Linked DNA regions of Mus musculus: all the other regions are linked to region 3. Evidence: chromatin loops called from intact Hi-C (ENCODE). Cell type or tissue: left cerebral cortex. All regions are shown on one strand. Region 1 overlaps Gm36608 (predicted gene, 36608). Region 2 overlaps Ppp6r3 (protein phosphatase 6, regulatory subunit 3). Region 3 holds the start of Ppp6r3 (protein phosphatase 6, regulatory subunit 3).

Region 1 (2,500 bases), 130 kb before region 3:
TATCCCTTCTGTACTGGAACTCTGCATAGATCCAATTGTCCTTGAACTCACAGAGATCACTTGCCTCATGACTTCCTGTGCTAGGATTAAAGTCATGGGCCACTGCATCCAGCATACATAATTTTTAAAGAAAGAATTTAACGTAAAGTAGGTTTTGCAAGTCAGTAGGTGAATTCTGCTACTGAATGCCAATTTGTGTAAAACCCTTTTTAGGTCTCCTACCATGCCCATCCAAAGCGATCATCGTTGCCAGTTTTGTTTTGAGACAAGGTTTCACAGTCCAGCCCTGGCTGGTTTGGGGTTTCACAGTCCAGCCCTGGCTGGTTTGGGGTTTCACAGTCCAGCCCTGGCTGGTTTGGGGCTTGCTATGTAGATCATCCTAGCCTTGAACTCACAGAAATCTGTTTGCCTGCTGGGATTAAAAGTATGTGCCACCATGGCTGGCCTATTTCTAGTTTTATAACCTGTCTTGAGTCCTGGGATCAGAAACCAATGGACCCTGCTCTGAGCTCTATTAAGACTATATATAAGCCTTGCTGTGCTGTCATCAGCACAACCTGCTTTCCGCTGTGTGGAATTTGCCCATCAATGGCTTGCTGAAAGCAGCTGGAGGAAGGCACTGGCAGACAAGCTCCTTTTGCTTTGTGTTTATTTTAATCCCCCAAGGTGTTCCAGAAGAAGAAATACAATATCAGTGCTCAGTGAAAACACTCCTGAACCATGGAAATGGCGTGTAGTGCTGTTCACCCTTTCCTCAGATGTCAAGAGTCTCTGGTGTTCAACTCACAACTTCCTCAAATGCCAAGGTACTCATTTCTCTCCTAAGAAAAACAGATAGTAGGGTGTGGTGGTGCATGCCACTGATCCCAGCACTCAGGAGGCAGAGGCAGGAGGATCTCTGTGAGTTCCAGGCCAAGGCTACATAGTGACACCTTAAAAAACAAAATAAACCGGCATGTGGGGGTTGGGGGAGAACTGGAGAAATGGTTCAGCAGTTAAGAGCACCAGCTGCTCTACCACAGGGGCTCTCAACCATCTATAATGAGTTCTGATGCCCTCTTCTGGCATGAAGGGGTATATTCAGATAGAGTACTCATATACATAAAATAAATAAATAAATCTTTTTTTTTTTTATAAAACAAATTCCCATTAATTTCATTTTGGTTTTTTGTTTTAAAGATTTATTTATTTATTATATGTAAGTACACTGTAGCTGTCTTCAGACACTCCAGAAGAGGGCATCAGATCTTGTTACAGATGACTGTGAGCCACCATATGGTTGCTGGGATTTGAACTCTGGACCTTCGGAAGAACAGTCGGGTGCTCTTACCCACTGAGCCATATCACCACCCCCAAATAAATCTTTTTTAAAAAGAGAAACAGACAGACCCAAAGTGTTTTGAAAAATTGGAAGCAATGTGCTTGTTCACAGGTCTTCATGAACATTACTCTGAATTTCCCAGGCAAGTAATGAGGTAAAAATGGTAGAAGTAGAGCCAGCCAGGCAGTGGTGGCACACGCCTTTAATCCCAGCAGCTGGGAGGCAGGGGCAAGCAGATCTCTGAGTTCGAGGCCAGTCTGGTCTACAGAGTGAGTTCCAGGGGCTATACAGAGAAACCCTGTCTCAAAAAAAGCAAAAAAAAAAAAAAAAAAAAAAAAAAAAGGTAGAAGTGTAAATTTTTTCCTTTTTTTCATGACAAGGTCTTGCTATAAAACTTTAGATGGCCTAGAACTCACTATAAAGACTACGCCATCCTCAAAATCAGATATTCACCAACTCTGCCTCATGAGTGCTGGGATTAAAGACATGTACCATGATAACTGGCTAAGAATATAATTTTAAAAGTAAATTTTCATTATTTATAAAATATGTGAACTATTTTATTATTATTACTATTTTTTTTTTTTTTTTTTTTTACTTTTGGAGACAGGGAATGTTCTGTAACTTGCTTTGTTCACTAAGCTGGAGGAAGTCTGAGATTTGCCTACATCTGCCTCCCAAGTACCACCAGTGCCCAGTCAATTTTTATATGTATATCATTTACATGCAATACCCATGAAGAGAGTGTCTTATCCTGCAGTCACAGATTGTTGTGAGCCACACATGTGGGTGCTGGGAATCAAACCCAGTTCCTCTACAAGATCAGCAAGTGCTCTGACCATTGAGCCATCTCTTCAGCCTCTTTTTCCCTTTTTTTTTTTTTTTTTTTTTGGTTGTTGTTGTTTTGAGACAGTTTCTTTTTGTAGCCCTGCTTGTCTTAGAGCTAGCTCTGTAGAGCAGGCTGGCCTCAAACTCACACTCTTCTTCTTCTTCTTCTTCTTCTTCTTCTTCTTCTTCTTCTTCTTCTTCTTCTTCTTCTTCTTTAAAAGATTTATTTATTTGTTTTATGTAAGTACACTGTCATTTAAGACACACTTAAGAGCATCAGATTCCATTACAGATGATTGTGAGCCACCATGTGGTTACTGGGATTTGAACTCGGGACTTTTGGAAGAGCAG
Region 2 (2,500 bases), 95 kb after region 3:
TAAAAAAGGAAAATGTTTTGTACTACCTTGAAAAATTGAATTTGTCTCAGGCTTTACTTATCTCCCCTGTGAAGAGAGTATTTTAGAAGCATTGACAGATATAGCAGTGATAGGCATGTGCTTGTGTGAATTTCCTGCCGATGTAGCCAGCTAAGATATGAGCAAGATTGTCTGTCCCCAGCCCTGAAGGTGGCAGAAACTTAGGAGAGTTCCAGTAAGGAGGTTATGGTAGCATTGCTAATGAGTCTCAGCAGTCTCCACATGCTTAGCGTGTTCTCTTGGAGCCTTGGTAAAGCAGTGACTCAGTTGTCCCTGATCTAACACATTAGCAGTACTGGAGTGCTGTCATGGAAGAGCGCGCTTGCTTGCATGCCCTGCTAGTCAAGTGCCTGCAGTGCAAGGGAGCCATAGACGCTCGGGAAGCAGCGCTTTGTTGAATAGCCTGTTGTAGGTCACAGTGCTGAGGATCGAATACCAGGGAGCAAATTGAATTGGGAAGTTCCAGATATAGGTTGTCAATGGACTAGTGAAATGGCCCAGCAGGTAAGCACACCTGAAGATCTGAATTCCATCTCTAGAATCCATGTAAATATGGAAGTCAAGAACTGACTAAACAGTTGTCCTCTAGCCTCTACATGTGTATTTTTTAACAATACTTTTAGACACACACACACCACATTACAGACAGAGACAGACTAATAATAAACTTTAAACCCTGGTCAAGGACAACTTTATTGCAGGTGGTGTAGTCCGCAGAGGGAAACAAAGTACAAAGACTCCAGAGGAGGGACTGCAAGTGTTTGCAGTAGGTAGATGCAGAATCTCTGGCTGCTGTGTTAGCCCAAATAAGAGTGGAAGTGAGGACAGACGTAGACAGTGGGACTTTAGCTTTGCATTTAGATAAGAAACCACTAGGTTTAGATATAAAAAGTGACATAATTCCATGTACATGTGGGAAGATTCTGTGGCTTCTGGGCCAACATAGGGAAAGCTGCCTCGCTGACGTTAACTCACTCGCCAGCTGATGGTGCCGTCGTGAGCCATGGTAGGGCAGTTGCAGTGTGAGGGTGGCTGAGCAGCTAAGAACAAGATAAAAAAGCAGCCGAGGTTTTAGCTAAGGAGCATGGAGCTGGCACCTTTGAGCTTCTGGTGCCTCAGAAAGGCTGTGTGTGCTGTTGATCAAGCACTTGGGCTGCACCGAGTTGGTGATGAATGGGTTGGGATTCTGATACCCCACGAGGCAATGAAATCCTCTCTTTAATTCACTGATTCTTTCAGGTTCTTATTGTGTGGGTGTCCTCAGAGTCACACCCTCCATTAACACAGCTGAAGGGCTGCCTACATTGTGCTGTTAGGAATCATAATTGGCTAAAACTATTTTTAGAGAATACATTGTAAAGTAAGTGTGTGTGTACCCAGTGATGTTAGTTGAAGCAAAAGGATCCTTAGTTTAAGGCCTACCTAGCGTAAGTAACTCCAACGGTGAGGGCAACAGTTAAGCAACCCCTGTAAAGGAATCATGTGTCTGGCCCTGCCTCATTGTTCCACAGAAGTTTCCTCTATTTAATGACATGATTAACTCTTGTTTTTTTATAGGGAAGAAAGCCTATGGCAGTGGTTTTCAGCCTTCATAACGCTGCAGCCCTTTAATATAGTTCCTCATGCTGTAGTGACCTCCATACAATTATTTCGTTGCTACTCCATAACTGTAATTGTGCTGCTGTTATGAACCATACTGTAAATACCCGATATGCGGGACACCTGCTATTGGATCCCCAACGGGGTTGAGAGGCACGGACTGAGAACCATTCTGATGGATTCTTTGCAGCATAGCTGCAGTTAGACAGGAGGACTCCTGGGAGCAGCCAGGTCTCTGCTGGAGCTCATTCGGGACTGCTAGCTTGTTTAAATTGTCCTGATTCTGTGTCCTGTGCTCTGGTTGTACCCAGGTATATATCGGCTTAGCATGGTACATACTGGCTGGCTGATGTCAGACTATGAAGCACAGCCTCAGGGTTGGCAGAGGACACTTGTTTTACTTATGTTTAGTACACATTTACCCAGAACAAAAGAGCAGACATCATGGGACACATGACTATAATCCCAGCTCTTGGGAAGGTGAGTGAAGCAGGTAGATCAAGCCTGAGGCAAGCCTAGGCTACTTGGTAAGCCAGTATAGAGAACTCTTAAGAGACTTCAGTAGAAGTGACTTTCAGAAATAGAACATTTCCTTCTAGAATTTTACTGATCGTTCATTGTTATATGTGCTAGCAGTAAGAACTATTATCAGTGCTGGGCTTGGTCGGTGCTTATATCAGTTGGCCATGAATGGTGAGCAGTTCATGTTGGTAGGTTTTTTGTGTGTGTGTATGGGGGGGTGGGGTTTTTTTTTTTGTTGTTTGTTTTTTAAGTTATAGAGAGTAGACTACTTATTCTCTGTGGGGCAGGGAGGGCAGATTTTCAGAGGGTCTTTTATTGATCAGAAAACTGTTGAATGAGC
Region 3 (2,500 bases):
TAAAACTATGCTATGGAGAATGCGGGCATCGATCCCGCTACCTCTCACATGCTAAGCGAGCGCTCTACCATTTGAGCTAATTCCCCAGCTATAATTAACTTCCGTCGCAGGTTGTATTGTGACTCACGTCATCACCGGTTTTCCCCCCCCCCTCGTCCCCCGCGGCCGTTACCCCACCGCCTGCTGTCATTGTGTTACCCCATTGGCTTCTTCGCATCCGGAGCTACACAGCCGGGATTGGTTTGGTTCATTTGTTTTAAACTACATTGACTATGCGGATTGGTGGTCCCAAGCGTCTGTCACGCGAGGCCCCGCTGTTGCTACGGGGCAGAGGGACCCAGCCTAAGCTTCTCCCAATTTCTGACTTGTTTCTCAGACTCCGGGGTCTAGAGGTTCCGGATCCGTCAAGACCATGGGAAAAAGAATGCGCCTCTCGCGTTTGACTGACAAGACCTCAAAGCCAATCGAAGTGGAGTCGAGGGAACCGCTGGGCGGTCCAATAGGTTGTGGGGGGCGGGAGAGACAAGCCAATGATCCGTGTGAAGGGGCGGGGTCTATCCTGTGATTGGCTGCGGGGCGGCCGGAGGGAGGGCGGGGGTAACTCAAGGCCTGCTTGATACGTCCGCCATTTTGGGCGCTTCGCTGATGGTGTCGGTGAACCTTTTTCCCGCCTGAGCGCGACTAACTGCGGGTCTTGGGCGCCTCCAGGTAACTCAGGGGAGGGGGCGGTGGCGCGGAGTGTGCGGGTCGCGCGGGCAAGCGGCCGACCGATCGTGGCGGTGGTCCGGTCCCGGCGGCGTGGGGAGGGAGCGTCCCGGCCCCTTTCCCCTCCCCCCCGGAATCGGCAGCTTCGGCGGCCCGGGAGGCGGCGTCCAGTCCTGGCCAGGACCGGGCCGCCCGCTCCTGTCAGCCGGGCCGAGCGTTGGCAGTCAGCCGAGCCGACTGCGAACTTTGGACGCCGAGGTGACTCTGGGCTTGGCTCGGCGGGAGCCCAGGCGAGGCGAGGCGCGCCCCGAGCCAAGTCGGGGGTCCTGGGCGAGCTCCCCGGCTCCCGCGCCCGGGCCTTCACAGCGACTTCTCGGGATCTCCTGGAGCTTGTCAACTCGCTGGAGAGCTTCGCGAAGGCTTTTGTTGGACTCTTGTCCTCTGAGAAACAAGTTGTGTGGGTTTCTGGGCATTAGCAGAGTCATCGGAACACACAAAAACCAGTTCCGAGTCTCTCGGGGCCATCGCAGTGAATCTTCATCCTCCGCCGTTGAGTCTCTCTTTTATACAGACGCGGGCATTGGAGATTCCCTGGTGTTTTGGAGCTGAAGTGAGGAGTTACCCTTCTTGTGGCTTCAAGCACCTCGCTTTTAAAGCTCGGCTCACTGTTAACTTGGAGGTCTTTTTCTCCCCAGTCCCGTTGTCTTTCATTAGAACTTGGACTTGAAGTTGTAGGTGGGACAGAATGAGTGGTCTCGGTAGCTCTGTGTCTGTACTTCTCCACCGCATGTCCTACTGTCATTTGCCGCCTACCTGCTGTGGTCTCTTTAGAATGGGCCAGAGCTTTGTTTATGTTTTGCTTTGGCTTGGGGGAGGGGACACTTAGAAGGTTTCCTTGCATCAGAGCACTTGTTAATATGGATACTGTTTCATTTTCTTAAGTCAAGTTTACTTTGGTTTTTGCCCTCAAGGTCATGTTGCAGTTGACACAGCCCGTAAGAAAGGAACTTAAGATCTCCTTCCACTAAAATGTTCCTTGAAATTGCAAGGTGCAAGATCCCTGTTGCCAGTGGTGTTTGAGCTTTCTTATGGGCCACCTGAAAATTACATCTTCCTTTGTCACTTTCTAGTCCTGTGACCTTGGGCGAATTAGTCCTCTTTGCTGCCCCTGTAACCCATGAAAATAAGTTTGTTTCATAAGTTTATCTCATGTTAGGTCCCAATTTTATCTAACATGTTCATATTAGACTGTAACTGAGTATATATGTAAATATGTTAGCACAAAGCAGCTAGAATCGTGCTTTGTGAATAGAATCAGCTCAGTGGTGACCATACCTCTCAAATTCAACTTGATCTTGATGATTTTGTTTGTTTTTGAGGCAGGGTCTCACTATGTGGTGGGAAGATCTTTACTGCTTCTGCCTTTAATAATGGGATTAATAAAGTCATGCACCACTGCACCGGACTCATTATTTAGTTATTTTTTGAGATGATAGTAGTTTAGAATGTTCTTGACTTTCCTTTTCAGCTAAGGCTGCCTCAAATTCTTGATCTTGCTGCCTCTACCTGACAAGCATTATGAATAGAGGTGTGTACCACCACACCTAGTTCAAAATTAACTTTTAAGTGTTTAGGTACAATTAGGAAAGCCATGTGTTTAAGGATCAGCTGGGCTAAAAAAAATTACTGGAAGTTATTTTAATTTTTCCATGAGATGTTGAAAATCTATTAAATCACTTGAAAGCGTTTTGTCTAAACCAGTACTTATGCATAGAAAACACCTTCAGGATCTTAA

The links. Peaks named below come from ENCODE experiments on the same cell type or tissue, not always from the same donor. Only the 100,000 strongest peaks of a DNase experiment are listed, where the experiment ranks them.
Region 1: a loop joins it to region 3, with 2.8 times the contacts of the local background. A loop is called at or near these places in 9 of 42 quality-filtered maps.
Region 2: a loop joins it to region 3, with 2.2 times the contacts of the local background. A loop is called at or near these places in 2 of 42 quality-filtered maps.

What each region holds. Positions count from the first base shown.
Region 1 is chr19:3,704,952-3,707,451 of GRCm38, reverse strand. Gm36608 (predicted gene, 36608) reads left to right here. Exons shown (of 3, transcript NR_167751.1): 2 at 667-806. Among named protein-coding and RNA genes, the nearest start is that of Gm36608, 2.0 kb to the left of the region's middle. In left cerebral cortex, a CTCF peak has its summit at 1,064 (motif pointing left); a DNase peak (open chromatin) is centred at 933.
Region 2 is chr19:3,478,901-3,481,400 of GRCm38, reverse strand. The region is part of intron 14 of Ppp6r3 (protein phosphatase 6, regulatory subunit 3); the gene reads left to right. Among named protein-coding and RNA genes, the nearest start is that of Gm23940, 10 kb to the left of the region's middle. In left cerebral cortex, no CTCF peak of the experiment used is centred here; DNase peaks (open chromatin) are centred at 342 and 1,034; H3K27ac peaks cover 493 bases.
Region 3 is chr19:3,573,849-3,576,348 of GRCm38, reverse strand. Ppp6r3 (protein phosphatase 6, regulatory subunit 3) reads left to right here and starts at 600. Exons shown (of 24, transcript NM_028999.1): 1 at 600-708. n-TAagc9 (a tRNA gene) reads right to left here and starts at 86; the gene lies at 14-86. In left cerebral cortex, no CTCF peak of the experiment used is centred here; DNase peaks (open chromatin) are centred at 407 and 1,256; H3K4me3 peaks cover 2,251 bases; H3K27ac peaks cover 1,433 bases.